4 separate regions of the Mus musculus genome follow, and all the other regions are linked to region 2. Evidence: chromatin loops called from intact Hi-C (ENCODE). Cell type or tissue: gastrocnemius. All regions are shown on one strand. Region 1 overlaps Bscl2 (Berardinelli-Seip congenital lipodystrophy 2 (seipin)). Region 2 overlaps Asrgl1 (asparaginase like 1). Region 3 holds the start of Slc3a2 (solute carrier family 3 (activators of dibasic and neutral amino acid transport), member 2). Region 4 has its middle 6.8 kb from the start of Lrrn4cl.

What was found. Peaks named below come from ENCODE experiments on the same cell type or tissue, not always from the same donor. Only the 100,000 strongest peaks of a DNase experiment are listed, where the experiment ranks them.
Region 1: a loop joins it to region 2, with 6 times the contacts of the local background. A loop is called at or near these places in 37 of 42 quality-filtered maps.
Region 3: a loop joins it to region 2, with 3 times the contacts of the local background. A loop is called at or near these places in 10 of 42 quality-filtered maps.
Region 4: it touches region 2 in a loop (4-fold over the local background); 39 of 42 quality-filtered maps call a loop at or near these places.

What each region holds. Positions count from the first base shown.
Region 1 is chr19:8,841,919-8,846,918 of GRCm38, reverse strand. It overlaps Bscl2 (Berardinelli-Seip congenital lipodystrophy 2 (seipin)), which reads right to left. Exons shown (of 12, transcript NM_001136064.3): 4 at 3,829-3,910; 5 at 1,605-1,748; 6 at 595-729; 7 at 356-453. Among named protein-coding and RNA genes, the nearest start is that of Gng3, 5.2 kb to the right of the region's middle. In gastrocnemius, a CTCF peak has its summit at 2,040 (motif pointing left); DNase peaks (open chromatin) are centred at 2,020 and 2,318; H3K27ac peaks cover 535 bases.
Region 2 is chr19:9,108,021-9,113,020 of GRCm38, reverse strand. It overlaps Asrgl1 (asparaginase like 1), which reads left to right. Exons shown (of 7, transcript NM_025610.3): 7 at 1-1,302. The coding sequence ends at 21. Among named protein-coding and RNA genes, the nearest start is that of Gm41805, 11 kb to the right of the region's middle. In gastrocnemius, CTCF peaks have their summits at 2,573 (motif pointing right) and 4,282 (motif pointing right); DNase peaks (open chromatin) are centred at 720, 2,589 and 3,346; H3K4me3 peaks cover 363 bases; H3K27ac peaks cover 3,030 bases.
Region 3 is chr19:8,711,501-8,716,500 of GRCm38, reverse strand. Slc3a2 (solute carrier family 3 (activators of dibasic and neutral amino acid transport), member 2) reads left to right here and starts at 2,604. Exons shown (of 9, transcript NM_008577.4): 1 at 2,604-3,159; 2 at 3,598-3,771; 3 at 4,573-4,667. The coding sequence starts at 2,754. In gastrocnemius, a CTCF peak has its summit at 3,108; DNase peaks (open chromatin) are centred at 1,330, 2,652, 3,080 and 3,450; H3K4me3 peaks cover 3,550 bases; H3K27ac peaks cover 3,939 bases.
Region 4 is chr19:8,855,094-8,860,093 of GRCm38, reverse strand. No RefSeq gene overlaps it. Among named protein-coding and RNA genes, the nearest start is that of Lrrn4cl, 6.8 kb to the right of the region's middle. In gastrocnemius, CTCF peaks have their summits at 885 and 2,188 (motif pointing left); DNase peaks (open chromatin) are centred at 903 and 2,197; H3K4me3 peaks cover 109 bases.

The DNA of each region.
Region 1 (5,000 bases), 270 kb after region 2:
GAAGGGGTCTGTCATCTCCTACAGGATATTCACATCTGTATATGTCTGAGTATTTGCCTGGATGTACGTACACATATCACATGGATGCCTGGTGTCCCCAGAAGAATAAATGAGATCTCCTGGAACTAACCTTGTGGGTGCTCTTAAACCCTGAGCCATCTCTCCAAGCCCCCTTCACATGGCATTTTTAAGAAGCTCTCTTGAAAGGTGACAAGCACAGTGAAGCCAGGGAGAACCACCTCTGGCCTTTGTAAAATATGATGTGATTGTTACTGGTCACCTCTGCCTGGAACTCTCTTCATTTTAGGGCAGGGTATAGGAAAGCTGTCGATGTTTCCTTCCGTGGCTTTTTTACCTGAGCCCAGTGAAGTGGGCATGGATCCGGAGGTAGGCTCCATACATCTGGATGCGCTTGCTGTGGATCTCAATAATTGCTCCAGTTGTTGGCACATACTGCGAGGGTGCAAGGTGAGAGCAGAGTCAGTATGAGGTCTACTTCCAGTCTGTGGCTCTTGCAGTTGACTGTCCATGGGCTTCTCAGGTACAATCTTGGGCTCGTTGAAGAGTTGTCTCCTAACTCTGTCAGCCACTTACCGAATTCTCCCTATAGTCAGAGTAGAGTTCTACTTCCAGGAGCTGCTTCTGTTCAGCGAAGCCAAACAGCAGGAGGCTGGAGAACAGCAGCGTGTCGAGCACCTGGAGCAGCTGCGAGCGGTAATGCAGCATCACCTGACGGCCGAGAGGACAGATTGGGGACAGGCGCTGGGTCCATCTGCCCATGCTAAGCAACACGCTCGCTCGCTCATTCCAGGCTCCCTGCTCCTTCACTTTCTCTCTCTAACTTCCAGTCACCACCTACCCAACCTTTCCACCTGTTCTAGTAACACTCCCTACTTCCTGACCCCATTTCCTAATTCCAACACAGAGAAAGCCCCTCTCAAAAATTACCTCCCTGAGGTAAGCAGTCTGCTTGCACGTGGTCTGCCTTCTGGGCTGGGATCTGTGTCCCAGCATCCCACCTAAAGCTTTCCTCAAATGTGGTGACTCTGTTGACAGTTTACCAATGGGGCTCAGTGTTGAATGAGTGTTCAACACATGCTAGTAAGAACCCAGCATTTCTTCCTAGTCTTGTTAGGAAGAAGTTACTCTAAAACTCTAGCAATTAAGTCAGTTATCTCAAAGCTGGTATGTTTCTGGTGTCTGCTTGTTTTAAGAACAGCTGTATTGGGCTGGGGAGATGGCTCAGTGGTTAAGAGCACTGACTGCTCTTCCAGAGGTCCTGAGTTCAACCACATGGTGGCTCACAACCATCTGTAATGGGATCTGATGCACTCTTCTTGTGTGTCTGAAGACAGCGACAGTGTACTTACATACATACAATAAATGAATAATTTAAAAAAGGATACCTGTATTATTTACCCTGAATTTGGGCACACCATAGGATACCAGTGTTTGGCAAATGTTAAGCTTATTAAACAGCTTCTTCACTTATCTGGTTTAGGCCTGATCTCAGAGCCAAGGAGGTCTTCTTTTGAAACACTAGCCCGATATTCTGATTCTCCCATCATTGTTCAAACATTCCAGTATTGTCCATAAACACTTACTGAGCGTGAAGAAGTGGAGATGATTCGGCCACCTCTGGTATAACATGAAACAGTGACTAAGAACATGCCCAAGTCTTGATTCACAGGGGATTCGGGCAGTTCAAGCTCTAAGGTGACTCGATATGGCTGTCCATACATCAGTACCTGCCCAAGGTAACACACATCTTGTTAAAAAAAAAAAAAAATTGTGGTGTTTTGAGACTGGCCTGGAACTCACTCTGTAGATCAGGTTGGCCTCAAATTCAGAGAGCTGCTTGCCTCTGCCTCCCCAGTGCTGTGATTAAAGGTATGTGCCACCGTGCCTGGTATGTCTTAATCTATTTTTTTTTTTTTTAAAATGTACTGTCTCTGCTTAAGAACTCAACAAAATCCCTTTGGTCTTCTCATTGTTTAATCATGATTTGATGCTGCCCCCTGCTGGTCACTGGACACCCTGGCTTTCCAGACTTCTATTTTGTTTGCTGGTTTGATTTTATTTGGGGCCTAGGGGTTGGGTTGTCAGGTAGAGAACCCTGTGTTTTAAGTGGGTCTTGCTACATATCTCTGGCTAGCCAAGCACTGACTACAAAGCCTCAAATTCATAGAACTTCACTTGCCTCAGCCTCTGGCGCTGACATTTTAGGCTTGCACCACCACATTCACCCTGTGAGCTCTTAGGTCTGTCTTGGACTACTATGTTTACGAGAAGTGCCCTGTTGCATTTCTTTTCCAAAAGTGAACAGTCACATTGCCAACTGGGGCATCTGTGATTCAGGCCTGTGTGCCGCCGGAGCTGTCCCCCTGGGCCTAGTCTGCCCTCACTTGCTAATTAAGCAAGTGCTGCTCTGCCTCCCTAGTCAGCTCTTGCACAATCACTGCAGTGGCAGATCATCTTGTTATCCTGGTCTTTCTTCATTTTTAAAGGCAGAGTGCTTATTAATTTAAAAAAAAGATTAAGTTTGTCTATTTATATCAGTATGCGTGCAACACTGAACTTATTAAAAACAATAGAACTGCCTGGGGCGGCAGTGCATGGTTTTAATCCCAGCACACAAGAGGCCAAAGGGAGGAGGAGAGCTGTGGATTCAAGGCCAACCTGGTTGAAATGGCCAGTTCCAGGCCAGCCAAGGCTACATAGTGAAACTCTGTCCCAAATACATGCATCGAATGATATGACGACGACTGTATACCTTAAGAGGTAAACTGTATCTCATATAAATTTTAACTTAATAAACCTATTAAGAGGGTCTGGAGAGATGGCTCAGCAGTTAAGAGCACTGACTACTCTTCCAGAGGTCCTGAGTTCAATTCCCAGCAATCACATGGTGACTCACAACCATCTGTAATGGGATCCCAAGCCCTCTTCTGGTGTGTAAGAAAAAAAAAAAGAAAAAAGAAATCCAAGCCTGGCACGGTGGTGCCCACTTCCTAACAATCCCAACGCTTAGGAAGCCGAGCACGTCTGAGGTTACTCACTTCCAGTCTGGATTGGTACATGGCGTACCTTTAACTCCAGCACATAGGAGGCGGAGACATAGTGACCATAACTTTAAGGTAAACTACTTTTTATTTTTTAAATAGTCCAGGCTAGCCTTTCTGCCTCTACCTCCCAAGCTCCTTTGTTTTTTTTTTAATGAGAGGCCTTGAACTAACTTATTCAGGATGCTCTTAACTCCTAAACTCAAGATATCCTCCCTTGCGTGGTGATGGCCACACTTAGGAGGCAAAGGCAAGTGGATCTCAGCGTGCGAGGCCAGCCTGGGCAGCATCCTTCTATGTTAAGTATTGTGATTATAGATGTGTGCCACTGTGCCAGAGCTGATATTCTACTATAAAGTCAGTTTCTTCTTAAATACCACTTTAAAAAAATGTTCAAGTTAAGACTGACAACTAGAAAAACCTCATTTAATAAAAAATGACATTAATTCTCAAAGTCCTTTTTTGTTTTATTTTTTGATATCAAGGGACATTTTAAGCTTGTAATTCTATTTTTTATCAGAGCCTCTAGAGAGATAGGGTCTGGCTATGAAGCCCAAGCTGATATCAGATTTGGAATAATCTCCCTGTGTCTTTTTCCTCCTAGTGCTGGCATTACAGATATGTATCACAGTGACTGGGACCAACTTCCAGATTTTCTTTTCCACCCGTTTGCGTCAGAGCCTTTCTCTTCAATCTCGGTTGCTCAATCCCTGCTCTCCCCATCTTCCTCAAGCAATCAAAGCCTCTGTCTAGTTCTCATACTCACCCGATCACGTCCACTCTTAGCCAGTGAGACATTGGCAACAGGGAAAGAGCAGAGAGAGGCGGTGGAGGAATCACAGTCTGTCCTAAATGAGAAGGGATGAACAATGCTTTGTGAGGTGCCAGCCTGCCCAGCCTACCTGCTCACACACCTAGTCTCTAGGGCCCCTCCCCTCACTCATCCCTTTTCCCCATTACAGGAAATGGAGAACAGAAGTGGACACTAGAGTCAGGAGATCCTAATAAGACTTTCATTCTCTTCCTCATGAGAACAGAACCCATAGGGAGGAGCCGAAGGACACTCAGGGTTTCTATAGGCTCCCTTGAAGATCTCAGGGCATGTGGATTTTAGGGTCCCTCTCCTAAAGAGTCTGATTCAGCAGTTCTGGACTAGGTTGGAAAAAGAAATTCATCCTAAAGGACCTATGGATATGTCTTTTAAAGATAAATTATACGCAAAACTGCACATAGTATATGGTACACAGCTCCTACCTCAGTATACATACATATACCCCATGTATGTAAGACTCGTGCTCCCTTGGGGCTGGAGAGATGGCCCATTGGTCAAGAGCACTGGTTACTCTTGCAGAGGACCTGAGTTCAATTCCCAGCAACCACGTGGCAGCTCACGACCGCCTGTAACTCCAGTTGCAGGGGATCTGACACCTTCACACAACCACACGGGCAGGCAAAACACCAATGCACATGAAACAAAAATAATTATTAAAAAAGGATTCATGTTCCCTAAGTGTTTACATGGGTCTACCTTAGAAATGACAACACAAGATTAGGGATTTGGGACAGGGGAAAAAAAGGTTTTAAACCAATGATCATAAAAGCGTTTTCTGTATATGTTAATTTGTCTCATAGCCATTGCTGGGAGACATACAGAGACTTTGGCAGTGTGAGTAAAATGGATATGAACTCGAAGGCTAGGTTAGCAGTAGGACTGCCTTGGGTTACTGAATGTACCATTGGGGGTGAGTGGCAGTACACTAAAAGGCAAAGGAGGTATTTCCTAATAGCTCACGTGTTAATAAAGCCAGTGTAATTCTTAGATGCCATGGCAGTTGAATTGGCTCAAAGGTTTCATGCAACCTCAACAGAACAGACGCTGAGCCCTACTTGGTCTAAAAGTGATTTTTTTTTTTTTTCGAGACAGGGTTTCTCTGTGCA
Region 2 (5,000 bases):
ACAAGGGACCTACCTTGCTAGCCTGGACGTGAAGCTGAGCTACCTGGTGTGAAGACCTAACTTAATCAATTAGATGTAGACATGGAAAACTTACGCAGTCTGTCCCTCCTTTTGTTGCCTTGATCAGTAAATCAATGAATGCTTGGTTGAGGGTCGGGTTCTGAAGCGATGAGAGATGCCTGCCTGTATTAAGACCAGGGAAAATGGAAGCCTTGAGGAGCCTACATCTCCATCATGTAAGGCTAGAAAGGAGGTGTTAGATTTTGACCCACGGAACTGCCTCTGAGCTATAGAAGTGCCATTTGGATTGGGAGAATGGCACTTTGCAGAGGCTAGGCTAGGGGAGTGTGGGAAGAAGGACTGAAAAAAAAAAGTGTAAGAAAGACCCAGGTCCAGGTGAAGCTCAAAATGTTACAGAGTTCATTCTTAGTCACAGGAACACTGGACAAGATGTTCAAGAAGGTTCTCTTTGTCTGTGAGGGGGGAGTGGATCTTTATCCAAAAAGCTCAAACTTCTCCAACACATATCTGGGCACTTGAAGAGTCTCCCTTGCTGCCCGAGCTGTAGACTATTGGAGTTTCTTAATGTCTGGGATTTTTCTTGGCTCCCAAAAGCCAGCCCCACCTGAACCAGCCCCAGTTGTCCTCATTGGGGCTTGATAGGGCACATGACATTTCCAGCCTCTCCAACAGCGGGGGTGGCAGATGGCTGGAGAGATGACACCGTGAGTCACTAAGGAGTAGCTGCCAGCGCTTTAGGACAGTCCCAAGCGCAGTGAATCAAATGTTCAGGGTGGTGAGCATGACGCAGAAAGCAGTCTCCTCGGTGGAGAGCACTCTGTGCACCTGTCAGCACTCAGGAAATGGCATGTCTGCCGTGATGTGTCTGCTCAGCTTCTTAGTCTAGCAGGGATCCCCTTCTCTCTGGGAAGAAACTGATTACCTTTAACGTGCCACTAATAAAATTTATTTTTTGAAAGAAAAGAGTGTGGTTAGGTGTCACTTTGACCAAGACCAGAACAGATACAAGCTCCCTTCTTGGTCCTTTAGCGCAGGCAGATATAATAGTTGAGAGGACCTTTTGCAGAAATGTAAGTGTGGCAGTATATCCTGCCTCGTGGAGTTTAGTAGGGAGTGTTTTAGAGCATTGAACTTTCTCTGAGTGTGTTAAGGCATTTCCAAGTCTCAGCCAGACTCATGGCTGTCTCCCAACACGTTGCTCAAGTTCATAGTGTGTCCTGACCCCAGACCCTCTTGTGAGCCTGTATCTGCCCTGCATTAAAGAGAGTGCTGAGGAGTCTGAGAACTGAGCTTGAAGCTGCCTCTCCTCACTTCCCAGAGGATCCTGGGAACATTAGCTTTGGAGAATTTCTCATCTATGAAAACCCTCTAGAACTCTGAAGATTAAATGAAAGTGAAGAAAAACTTAGGGTATCATAAGGATCCTCTGGACAAATTCAAAAATGATAACCAGTCCCCAGTGTGAGAACAATTATGCATTTAGAAACTTGAAAGCCTCGTATGCCGCAGCTGCTGATTCTCGGAAAGCATATTGTTAAGAGGTGTGTTTGTTTGTTTGTTTGCTTGCTTGCTTGCTTGCTTGCTTGCTTGCTTGCTTGCTAGCGCTGCCCCAGTAAGATGCTTCAGGCTGGGTGACTTAATTTTCAGAAATATGTTCTCTCAGTTCTAGACACTGGAAATCCAACATCAACAAATGGGGGTTTTGCTTGTTTCTGGTTCTTTGACTGGTTTGTTGGTTGGTTGGTTGGTTGGTTGGTTGGTTGGTTGGTTGGTTGGTGGGGGCTTTGGAGAATATTGTTGCTTTGTTAGGGTTTTTGTTTTTTGTTTTGTTTTGTTTGTAATGGAATCTTTCTGTATAGCACAATCTGACCTTTAACTTCTCAATCCTTCAGCCTCAGCCTCCTAAGTGCTGAGATTGTAGGCCTATAGACATGCACCATCCTGCCTGGTGAGAGGTTTTTAGAACACAAAGAGCCCTCCTCTTGTACTCACATGAATTTGGATTTCCCCAGCCCCACGGCATCCTTATTTTAAGTTCATTCCTCCTTTGGTGATCCTGTCCCCAAATGTAGTCATATTCTGAGTTACTGAGGAAGAGGCTTGAGATCTGCCCTGTGAACCAGAGAAGGTAAGAGTAGACGAAGCAGCAGCCATGGTAGGGCTGAAGAGAGAAGAGACCCTTTGGAGAAAATAACAGTCCCTAGATATTCGGAGGGAAAGGGGATGGGAGCAGAGAAGCAAGTGGAAGGTCTTATCTTGAAGTTGTCCATTTTACCATGCACAAGAGAGGTAGCCCTGGTTAGCAGACCTGTAGGTACTCTGCTCTGACTTCTTGGACTGAGCAGCGTGGTCCTGGGGTACCTGATGGTCCACCCCTTTGTAAAATCCCAGTGTGTGTTTTCTAGTGAAATCCATAAGTATTTCACTAGAAATGGAAGACCACCATTGAGACCACAAATAGTTCTCGTTATTATCTCATGTGTTACTAACTAGCAAATAACTGTCCAAGAAAAAATGACCACCAGTTGTATGAGCACCTCTACACCACAAGAGGGCAGCAAACTACAATATATAGGCAGCTTATAGGCACCCAAGAGGAGTCTGGCCTATACAGCATCTGAAACTGACAGGGTTCCTCATCACAACCCTCCTTTCCACCCAACACTACAATTTATTTTAAAGCAGAGCTGTACAATACCCAGGCCTGCTACTGGTCATCAGGGTTCAAGGGTCAAACTGTCCTGGCCCCTGCCTTTAGTCATATCTTTCAGCTACAAAGACAGGTAAATTGCCATTTGGTCACTACAAGCCAAAATGGTAGGATAATTAGAACCAAAAGACGAGAACCTAGGCAACTGTACAACAAGAGACATGGAAGCCAGCCCTCTCCCAGGTAAGAGAGGGCCTCTACCTTGTAGCTGCTGCTCAGAAAATGGTTTAATTTGTGTTTTCAAATAAGCTCTCTGCACTTGGGAGGCAGAGGCAGGTGAATTTCTGGGTTCAAGGCCAGCCTGGTCTACAGAGTGAGTTCCAGGACAGCCAGGACTGCACAGAGAAACCCTGTCTCGGGAAAACAAAAAACAAAACAAAACAAAACAAAAAATAAATAAATAAATAAATAAATAAACTCTCTGACTTGCTCCTTGTCACAGCGGGGAAAGTGGGGTATGCATCCCTGTCATCAGAGATGGAGGGTGAGGGAGGCTGGATGGGGTTACCCCTCCCAGACCTCCCGTCTGTCAACATTGCACAAAATCCTCACAGTGTTTAGATTCTGTAGCTATTCTGGGGCAACAGGGAGCTACCCCCACAAACCACAGGTGTCCTGCTCCCTGAGAGGAGTGAGGGCCAGCAGAAATCAGAGGCAACCCAGGTCAGGAATGGAGCAGGGAGGATGTTTGGGCCATCAACAGGACTGGGACAGGTGGGTGTGGTTTATGGGTGTCATTTGTGTGACTCCTTCCACAGCTTAAATGCCACATTCAGACATCCAGGGAGAGTTGAGCCATAGTGAGTTCTGTGTCCCAAGGAGTCAGAAATGTGAAAAGAAAACTCAGGCATCCAGACCTTTGGCAGGGGTGGGAGTGTGGAGCTAAAGAGAGTCCCTCGGGGCATGTTAAATGTGTTTATGTCAACTTCCCCATTCACAAGTCCTGTGGCCCCCAGCCAGATGTCATCCAGATCTAGGGGCAGCCCAAAAGCATTCTGGGTCAGAGGTTGGGAAAACCAACATATCCTAATAACTTTATCCTTCAAATTCTGCTTTTCATCAACCCAATATTAAAATGAAATTGGGTTTTCAGAACCAAAGCTCCTGACTTCTGTACAGAGTCTAGAAAGTAACATGATTAGATTGATAAATAAAACAAGTGTGGATGAGAACTTAACATCATCTCAGATTTAACATCTACTATGCTCTTACCGGCACTTTGTAGATTCTATACAGAACTCAGGAACTTGGGTTCTGAGGTTATAATTTGGTGCCAAGAAGAAAAGAGGTTGGAGGCAGGTACAATGACACACAGCTATATTCCCAGCACTTGGTAAAGCAGGAGGCTCTGGAGTTTCAGGGGTGACCTCAGCCATATAAGGAGTTTGAGGCCAGCCTGGGCTATATGAGACCCTGTCAAATAAAAACAATAGTTTGAGTCTTCTCATCCTAGAAGGCTCAATAGTCACCACTTAGTACCTAGGGCAGGTCCCCAATGCTTTTTTTTTATGCAGGGTGATCTGTCTGCCTGCATATCTACATGCCAGAAGAGGGCATCGGCTCCCTTTATAGATGGTCATAGGCCACCACTATCTGGTTGCTGAGAATTGAACTCAGGACCTCTGGAAGGATTTTTAATTATTTTTCTTTTAATATAAGGAGTGCTCTGTCTGCATGTATACCTACATGCCAGAAGGGGACAGGTCCTGGATTCTCAAAGGTCAGCAGTCTTTCATTAAGTATTTTTAAGAGAAAAATGACCTGCAACAAAGTAGCTGCTTGAAAAATGGCTCAGAGGGGAAAAGCTTGATGTTCAAGCAAGAAGTCCTGAGTTCTTATCTCTCCGGCACCTGTGTAAAAAAAATCCATGGGTTGTGTTACAGACATGTAATGCCAAACCTGGGAAGCAGAAACAAAAAAGGTCCCAAGGGCCTCTGGCAACCAGTCTAGCCAAAATGTCAATCTCTGTGTTCAATGAGAGACCCTGCCTCAAAAATCAAGATGGAAAGTAATAGGGAAGGGTCCTCAGCATCGACCTACACACTTATCCTACAGTTCTCCCAAAATGAGACCAGACATGCTAAAGTGTGTGTGTGTGTGTGTGTGTGTGTGTGTGTAACTTTTTAAAACTTGTATGTGTTTGAATGGTTTGCAAGTGTGTATGTATTCACATCACATGTGCCTGCTGCCCACATGAGTCAGAAAAGAATTTTAGTTACACCATTTTGGAGGGGCCCTGGAAACTGAACCCAGATTTTCTGCAAGAGAA
Region 3 (5,000 bases), 400 kb after region 2:
TGGTAGGAAAGCACCGGTCTTCTGAACTGCATCGTCAGTCCTTTAAGTTTATATAGTCAACTGTGTTAGTTATTGTGTTCTATCCCTGGTAAGGGAAAGCAATCTACGTAGAGCATTGAGAGATGCTGTCACTTGAGTCAGAGCTTGAAGGAGGAAGAGTAACTTAGCAGGAAGATCCAAACAGCAGGACAGCATGCACAGGAGGCATTAAGAATGGAAACACCCTGTGTGTCGTGACTCTGGCAGGTGCTAGAAAGCTGCTGTGGCTGAACAGTAGTGATTAGGAAGGGTGCTGCTGAAAAGACTGATGGGAGCTCACGTCTCCTCTCTAAGATGCTTAGGAATAGATTTCTGCCACTTGGAGGTGGGGGCGGGGAGATACTGTGTTACCTTAAATTTTACTTACTTTGTGGAGGGCAGTGCGCATGTGTGGAGGGCAGTGCGCATGTGTGGAGGGCAGAAGACAGCTCCTGGGAATCAGTTCTCCTTTCACTGATCTTCACTGATCACTGAGGAGTGAGCTCAGGTTTGCTGGCTAGGCACCTTCACCAGAGGAACATCTTTTTTCTCTTTTTGGTCTTTTTTTTTTTAAAGATTTATTTATTCATTATATGTAAGTACACTGTAGCTGTCTTCAGACGCTCTCGTTAATGGATGGTTGTGAGCCACCATGTGGTTGCTGGGATTTGAACTCCGGACCTTCAGAAGAGCAGTAGGGTGCTCTTACCCACTGAGCCATCTCACCAGCCCTTTGGTTTGGTTTTTTGAGACAGGGTTTCTCTGTGTAGCCATGGCTGTCCTGGAACTCACTCTGTAGACCAGGCTGGCCTCGAACTCAGAGATCCACCTGCCTCTGCCTCCCGAGTGCTGGGATCAAAGGTGTGCGCCACCACGCCCGGCTCCAGATGAACATCTGGTTGGTTTGATCCATCTTGTTTTCAGTTTGGTTGATTGAAACACCATGTTTCTAATGAGCATTTCATCAAACCCTTTCAAGGAGTGCTTCTGCTTCACAGTCCACAAACCTTGAGCTTTCACGCTGTGTATAAACTCTGCATTGGACTTTTCTTATCTGTCATGCCCAGGGCAAGGTAGGACTCTTATCAACTATGAACACTAGCATGACCCTTAGCCTCTTCCCTCTTCCTAGGAGCTGGTGTATAGACTTTTCTCTAGTGAGGCCGGGGAGGACTTTGGGAATTCAAAAGGACAGTGGCAGGTGATGAGACTTTTCATATCCCTTCCTCTCTACTGTTCTGGCCTTGGCTTCTGCTTTCTTCCAAATACATAGCAATCTTGGCTGCCGGCCTACGTGGGGAGAGGGAGAAAGGACCTGTTGTTTCCTTCCGATTCTCTCTGAAAATAACCTAATTGGAACACAAAGTTCCTGAAATTGTTGGCACCTCCTAGAGTTGATGTTCACTTTTCACTTGTCCCTGCTGCTAACCCAGTCTGCCCCATTTACCCTTCCTCTTGCCAAGGACCTCTGCCGGGGGAATTTGAGAAACTTTCAAAGTGTGAGGGAACTAAGCTGGTTCCAGGGCCTAGCATAGTCAACTGATGTAGCCCGGCACACTAGAGGGTTTGAGAGTTATTGCAAGGTGGTTAAGAGTTAGAACAGGGGCTGGAGAGATGGCTCAGCAGTTAAGAGCACTCACTGCTCTTTCAAAGGTCCCGAGTTCAATTCCCAGGAACCACATGGTGGCTCACAACCATCTGTAACGAGTTCTGACGCCCTCTTCTGGTACATCTGAAGACAGCTACAGTGTAGTCACATATAATAAGTGAGTAAATAGTTCTTCTGGTGCATCTGAAGACAGCTACAGTGTAGTCACATATAATAAGTGAGTAAATAGTTAAAAAATAGTAAATAGTTAAAAAAAAAAGAAAAAAAGAGTTAGAACAGCTTGTATATTAAAAGGGTAGGTGCCTCAATACCTTCGGAATGTTTATTACAGCCCCATTAATCTCTTCTGGATGCCTGATTCCCAGTAATCCAACATTCTTGCTAGTAACTAGGGTAAGATAATAAGGGTAGTGACCACTTCAATTCTGCAGTTGAATTTTAAAATCAAGAAGAACGGATTAGAGTTGATCCTATGCAGTTGATGAAGCAAAGGATTGGAGTGGGTGCCCAGTAAATAGTTGCTGCCTGAGGAATTAAATTCAAGGAGTCTTGAAAGGTGAGTACGTGTAAGCCCCGAGGAGAATCCAGGAACTCAGCTAAGTCCGGAGTATGAGAAGATGTACGTAAAGCAGAAGTGAGATGTAGTGCCAAGGTCTGTGTGAAGTTGGGGAGATCAGCCTGAGCCGTGCTTGGGGCGAAGGGATCACGATGTGGATGGAGACTGGTGTCATCTTGTGGAGAGAAAAGAGGCCTCGCAGGGTAAGGGGCCGGAAGGTCGGAGGAGGGGCTTTGAAACCTGGTCAAGACAAATTCACGTTTGTTATTCTAAGGGTTTCTGACCACAAGCTCCCCTTCCCAGACTCTTGCAGGAATAAGCGTTAGGGATAGACGGGAGTATTCAGCGAGGCTGGAGGTGCGAAAAGACTTCTCTGCATCTCTTTAAGAGGCGGACCGGGGCGGAGTCCTGGGTCACTTCCCCGCCGCCACACCCGCCCAGCGGCAGAAGCAGTTAGGAAGCTCTGCTAGCCTCACGGCCACGGGACGCCTCTCTGAACGGGGATCCAGGCAGGATTAGAGCTGCCTCACTGACTACAGGCCGTGTCGTGTCACCGTTTCTGCAGGCACCATGAGCCAGGACACCGAAGTGGACATGAAAGATGTGGAGCTGAACGAGCTAGAACCGGAGAAGCAGCCCATGAATGCAGCGGACGGGGCGGCGGCCGGGGAGAAGAACGGTCTGGTGAAGATCAAGGTGGCGGAGGACGAGACGGAGGCCGGGGTCAAGTTCACCGGCTTATCCAAGGAGGAGCTACTGAAGGTAGCGGGCAGCCCTGGCTGGGTGCGCACCCGCTGGGCGCTGCTGCTGCTCTTCTGGCTCGGTTGGCTGGGCATGCTGGCGGGCGCCGTGGTTATCATCGTTCGGGCGCCGCGCTGCCGTGAGCTGCCTGTACAGAGGTGGTGGCACAAGGGCGCCCTCTACCGCATCGGCGACCTTCAGGCCTTTGTAGGCCGGGATGCGGGAGGCATAGCTGGTGAGTAGGGTGTGCACCCTCATCCCTTGCCCCCATGAATCCCTCGTTTAATCGGGCATTCTGCTGCTTTTTTCCTTCCTCCTCGTCTTCTCTAGAACGCTGGTGATTCTTTACTGCAACCTATTTTTTTTGGGACGACTCCCTGGCAAAAATCCCCCCCCCTTTCTTTAAAAAAAAAAAAAAAAAAACGCTAGCCGGACCCCTACTTCTTCCTAAGGGTGCCTGACTCAGCACATCATCTTTCTCCTCTCCCCTCCCCCAACCACGCGGCCCTGAGCCAGTTCAAACCAGTTTCTGAAGTAATGTGTGAGACTCCTTGCGTCAGCTACTTTGTCTCATGATCCAACCCGCGTCAGAGGGAGTCGGGAAGTGGTGGAGAGAATGTGGAGGCTGGAGGCTTTTCATGCCCTATTGGTTAACCCAACCCTCTCCTCCTAGGTCTGAAGAGCCATCTGGAGTACTTGAGCACCCTGAAGGTGAAGGGCCTGGTGTTAGGCCCAATTCACAAGAACCAGAAGGATGAAATCAATGAAACCGACCTGAAACAGATTAATCCCACTTTGGGCTCCCAGGAAGATTTTAAAGACCTTCTACAAAGTGCCAAGAAAAAGAGTAGGTCTTTCTAAGGAACTAGAAAGGGTTTGGCATTCTGGCCCAGAAACAGGATAGAGTTTTTGTCTGATTTTTCTCCTAACTGGCTCAGTTTTTTTGTGTCAGGCACAAGGGGGAATATGTTATGATTTACACTAAAAAATGTGCTTCATGCGTGAGCGTAATTTTTATGTATTTATTTTGGTTTTGGTTCTCAGGTAGGGTCTCACCATGTAATTGGTTGGCCTGTACCTGACTACCATGACCAGGCCGGATGAGAGTTTACAGAGCTCCCCTGGTCCCGAGTGCTAGACTTAAGTGTGTCACCATGGCTCGATAAAATAAATGGCTTTTAAATGTATAAAGTAGATCCTATATATAGAAGAGATTCAAATGCTGCTTTAGAGTTCACTATAGAGGGCTGACAACGTAGCTCAGTTTGTAAGAGTGCTTGTCTAGGATCCATGAAGACCTGAGTTTGATTCCTCAGCACAACACAAGCAGCATGTGCCTATAACCCCACACTTGGGAAGGAGATGTAGGGGCTTATTTATCCTCAGGCAGCCCGCCCACATACACAGAACCCTGACTTCATGGGAGGGGAAAATAAGAAAGAAACCAAAACCTCAGTATGGAAACTTGTGTGTGTGTGTGTGTGTGGGCGGAGGAGGAACTGCTCTAGTATAAAACCACCTGAGGGCTTTTGTGGGTTTCCTTCAGATTCTGTGCAAACCGTATGTAGGTTCACCTAGTAACCTGTGTTCAAGTTCCTTGTTTCCTCTTCTTCCCCAAAGGAGTTCTCTCAACTCGTTATTTTTCTAGGCATTCACATCATTTTGGACCTCACTCCCAACTACCAGGGCCAGAATGCGTGGTTCCTCCCTGCTCAGGCTGACATTGTAGCCACCAAAATGAAGGTGAGGTTTTATGGCCGACAGCATACAGATGTTGGTGCTGTGTGGATTTATTCACAGCAAGCCTCCTGTGCACTGTGTGGTTCTCCCAAGCAGGAATACCTCTTCCCATAGCCGGAGGGATAGGCCCAGGTGCACGGTGTTCTTCTTGTTTCTGTTCTGACTGCTTTGTGTGTGTGTGTGTGTGTGTATGTGTTTCCTTTACTCTAGAAGTGAGGCTGTGCCAGGAAGGGAATTTCTCAGATGTCAGTCTGGAACTGGAAGTTTAATTTTTCTTTTTGTGATAGGAAGTCTTTTCTTTCTCTGTGGGAACCCTGACCTGACTGGTTTCCCAGT
Region 4 (5,000 bases), 250 kb after region 2:
GATTTTTAAACACTTGTGTGTACATCCTTGTGCATGTGTGTGTGTGCACGTAAGTATATGCTTGCTGCGGGTATGTGTTCACATCCATAGGAAGGTGTGTGTGCATGTATGTGTTTGTATTTGTGTGGATGTGTGAGAGGGACATGTGAAGACTAGCAGTCAAACTTGACTCAGGAAACAGGTTATCTCATTGACCTGAACTTTGTTAATTAAGCCTGGCTTGTCACTGAACTCCAGGGGTCCACCTGTCTCTGCCTCCTTAGTGTTGAGATTACAAATATGATCTATTGTGCCTGGCACTGTATTTTTTAAAAAGACTTATTTATTTATTTATTTATTTATTTATTTATTTAATGTATATGAGTACACTGTAGCTGTCTTCAGACACACTATTATAGATGGTTTTGAGCCACCATGTTGGTGCTGGGAATTGAACTCAGGACCTACTGGAAGAGCAGTCAGTGCTCTTAACTGTTGGGCCACCTCTCCAGCCTGTTTTATTTTATTTGTAGACATATTTTTATTTTATGTATATGGGTGTTTCACCTCCATGTCTGTCTGCGAACCATTTAGTGCCTGTTTCCCATCGGGGCAAGAAGAGGGTTATGTATCCTTGGAACTGTAGTTACAGATGGTTGTGAGTCACCATGTAGTTCTTTGGAGGGGTCAATCGTGCCCTGAACTCCTGAGCCATCTCTCTGGCCCCTACTTAATTTTTCAAAGTTAGCTGGAGAGATAGCTGTGGGTACCAAGAACCAAATTCTTGCCTATTTGGTGTGAGCCTGGCCTTTAGCATCTGAACCATCTCTCTAGCCTTATGTATACAGTGTTCTGCCTGCATGTATGTCTCTATAGTTAGAAGAAGGCACCAGATCTCATTACAGATGGTTATGCGCCACCATGTGGTTGCTGAGAATTGAACTCAGGACCTCTGGAACAGCAGTCAGTGCTCCTAACCTCTGAGCCACCTCTCCAGCAGCCTGATTTGCTTTTTATTTTTTGTGTATGGGTGGTTTTGTTGTTGTTTGTTTGGAGACAGGGTCTCTCTCTACATAGCCCTGGAACTCATTCTCTTTACCAGGCTGACCTTAACCTAACAACATCATAGAAATCCTCCCTGCCTCTGCCTCTTGGGTACTGGAATTAAAGACCCGAATCACCATACCTAGCTTAGATTTATTTTTATTTTACTAGTGTGGGTGTTTTGCTTGAGTGTATGTCTGTGCACCATGTGTGTGCATTGTCTGTGAAGGCCAGAGCTGGGGATGGATTCCCTGGAATGGAGTTAGAGAAGGCTGTTAGCTGCCATGTTTGCAAGAGCTCTTAGCGGAAGTGGCATTTCTCCAGCTATTTATTTATTTATTTATTTATTTATTTATTTATTTTGGAATTTGCTAAAATCTTTATTGCATTTACTGAGAAATCACAATTTCTCACAGTAATTCTCCAAACTTCATTAGAAAGGTTTTGGAAGCCAGGCAATAGTGGCGCATGCCTTTTATCCCAGCACTTGGGAGGCAGGGGCAGGTGGATTTCTGAGTTCCAGGCCAGCCTGGCCTACAGAGTGAGTTCCAGGACAGCCAGGGCTATACAGAGAAACCCTGTCTCAGAAAACAAAAAAACAAAAACAAAAACAAAAACAAAAACAAAAAAAAAGAAAGGTTTTGGATACCAGGTGGTAGTGGTGGTGTGAGTCTTTAATCCCTGCACTCAGACTGCAGAGGCAGGTGGATCTCTGAGTTTGAGGCCAGCCTGGACTACACAGCAAGTTCCAGGGCAGCCAAGGCAACATAGAAACCCTATCTCAAGAAAACAAAAACAAAAACAAATAAATAAAAATCCAACCAACCAACCAAACAAATGGTTTTGGTTGTATATATATTAAGCTTCATTTTATTTAAAAATTAATTATACTGGGCCAGGCATGGTCACACATGACTCTAATCTTAGCATTTGGGAGGCAGAGACAGGAGAATGTCTGTGAGTTTGAAACCAGCCTCACATTCCAGGAGAGTCAGGACTATGTAAAAAGAACCTGTCAAAAAATAATAATATAAATCAATTATAAATTATGCTTAAAAAAAAAGGAAACAGAATCTCTCAAAAAGTAGGAAAATACTAAATTCTGGTAAATCCCAGCATGATCCCTATAGTACTTACTGCCTATCCTCTGCGGTCAGTGGCTCCCTCTGCAGGAGAGAGTGTGTGCTCACGTGGGACACATTTGTGTATTTGGAATACTTCGTTTTGCTGACTAAGAGAATTAGAAGCTTCAAAATATGTAAAATAATTTCTTCCAGATAAACTTTAGGGTCAAAAGGTCTGGAGAAATGGCTCAGTAGTTAAGAAGATTGGCGGTTCTTCCAGAGGACCAGGATTGAATTTCCAGCACCCACATGGTTGCTCAGGACTACCTGTAACTCTAGTCCCAGGGTGTCCAATGCCTTCTTCTGGCCTCCTCTGGAACCAAGCACCTACATGGCACATAGGCATAGAGGCAGGCAAAATATCCATATATATTAAATAAATAATTAAAAAAAATAAAAACATCAGCCAGGCGTGGTGGTGCACGCCTTTGATCCCAGCACTCCGGAGGCAGAGGCAGGTGGATTTCTGAGTTCCAGGCCAGCCTGGTCTACAGAGTGAGTTCCAGGACAGTCAGGGCTACACAGAGAAACCCTGTCTCGAAAAACCCAAAAATTAATTAATTAATTAATTAATTAATTAATTAAAATAAAATAATAGCATCAAAACAACAAAACCCCAGAGTTTCTGTGTAGCTCTGACTGTTTTTGGAACTTGCTTTGTAGACCACACTGGCCTCAAAACCCAAGATCCACCAACCTCTGCCTCCCAAGTGCTGGAGTTAAAGGCGTGCACCACCGCTGCGTGGCCGGTCTTCCATTATTTGACTGCCATATTTAGTGACCACATCAGAAGCCATTGGTAGACAATTTTGTAGTTTAATCACTAACCCCTCAGACTTCCTTCCATATCTGAAGCAGTCCCATATCCCACACCTGGGGTTAAAACAGAAACACATTCCAATAACATAACTGTGTTTTTAATTAATTAATCAATTTATTTATTTATTAATTTTTTTGTTTTTCGAGACCAGGTTTCTCTGTGTAGCCCTGGCTGTCCTGGAACTTACTCTGTAGACCAGGCTGGCCTCGAACTCAGTAATCTGCCTGCCTCTGCCTCCCATAACTGTGCTTTTAAAGAAACCAAAATTCTCACTGCATTGCCCCTTCTGTTTTATGCCATTAATTGTACTGTGCTTAGTGAGAAATTGTAAACAGAGACATGATCAGTTGGGTCTCTTATCCACTCATCCATTGGCACTGTCTCACATCAGGGTCTGATATGGCTTTGTTTACAGCTGAGACCAATCTTTGTAAGAACGCTGTGAAGGCTTCCTCAGAGCCTTGGAGAATCTTAGTGAATGAGGTGAACCTTTTCCCAGGCTCCTCATCTTCACCCCAAGCTCTTATAGCCATCTAGCGACATTATGCTAGAACAATGTCAAACTGAATCTGTTCTTTAGGTCAGAATACTGTCCTTCACCTAGCAGTTGATCTTTAGTGATATTCACTCCTCTTGCTCTATGGTATTCAGTATTCCTGGCTTCCTCCCTCCACCAAGTTAACCATTGTAACCGCTGACCAGTCTCTAGCACAGCTATCACCAATTCCTTCCAATATTGGGAAATAATTCTATTTTGGTTAGCCCAGTTACTTAATATTCATTTTACGTAATGAGAATGCATTCCATTGGAAATAAGAGCTTCTTTAAAATACCTCAGATCTATCTTTTCTATAGGATGCCACATTATCTCATCATGATCAGCACCATTAGCAGTCCTGTGCTGTACAATGTACTGGGAAAACTGATGGTGACTTTGTAATCCCAGGCCCCTCCCTCCTCTGGCAGCACATTTGGCTCAAGGATAACCCTTTCTCTCAAATCAGCCTGAAGCTCCCACTCTCAGTCGCCAGATCTGAACCTTTTATTTATACTTTTTCTGGCACTACTCTCTGCCCAAGTGCTTCTACCTCTACCTGAAACCTCTCCAGTTGCATGGTCACTTCTGTAACCCTTTCAGAAATGAGAGAATAGACTTTTCTGGTTTCCCATTTTATCATTTTTATTCCTTCATTTCCATTCACAACTTTTTTGTTTTGTTTTGTTTTGTTTTGTTTTGTTTTTCGATAGACCATTCACAACTTTTCAAACTGCTCAGTCATTCATTCTCTCAACCTTTGTTGAGCTTTGAGACAGGACATGAAGAAGGAGGAGGAGGAGGAGGAAGAGGAAGAGAAGGAAGAAGAAGAGGAAGAAGAAATAGAAAATCCTCTCTGGGAGCAAAGTAGTGGGGGAGGGAAAATCATGTTTCCCATTCTGCCTAGTGCCCATTTGGCGCCACTTATTACCATAACTATACTTTTTGGCTACCATGGGTTCTTTTATCTACCACTCTTATTCCACCCCAATCCCTTTCAACCCAACACTAGGTAGACAAGAAAGGTTAAAGGGAAAAGGAGGCATAAATCGCTCTCTTTTTTAAAAAAAGATTTATTTATTTATTTATTTATTTATTTATTGTATACAAGTACACTGTTGCTGTCTTCAGACACACCAAAAGAGGGTGTCAGATCCCATTACAGATGGTTGTGAGCTACCATGTGGTTGCTGGGAATTGAACTCAGGACCTCTGGAAGAGCAGTCAGTGCTCTTAACCGCTGAGCCATTTCTCCAGCCTAGAGGCATAAATCTCTTTAGACTACTTCCTGCTGATTATTAGCATCAAGTTCCTTGGGACAAGTCCAATCTTCAGGATATCTCCAACCAGCAATCCAGCAAACAGCAAAAGCAACAGTAGGAATCAGCCTGCTGCAGCAGCCCCTGCAACCTCTTGGGGCTCTGGCATTTTTATACCCTATCAAAAGTCCCCAGAATTATGTGCTGCCAGAGCACAAGAAAAATCATAGCTGGTTGCT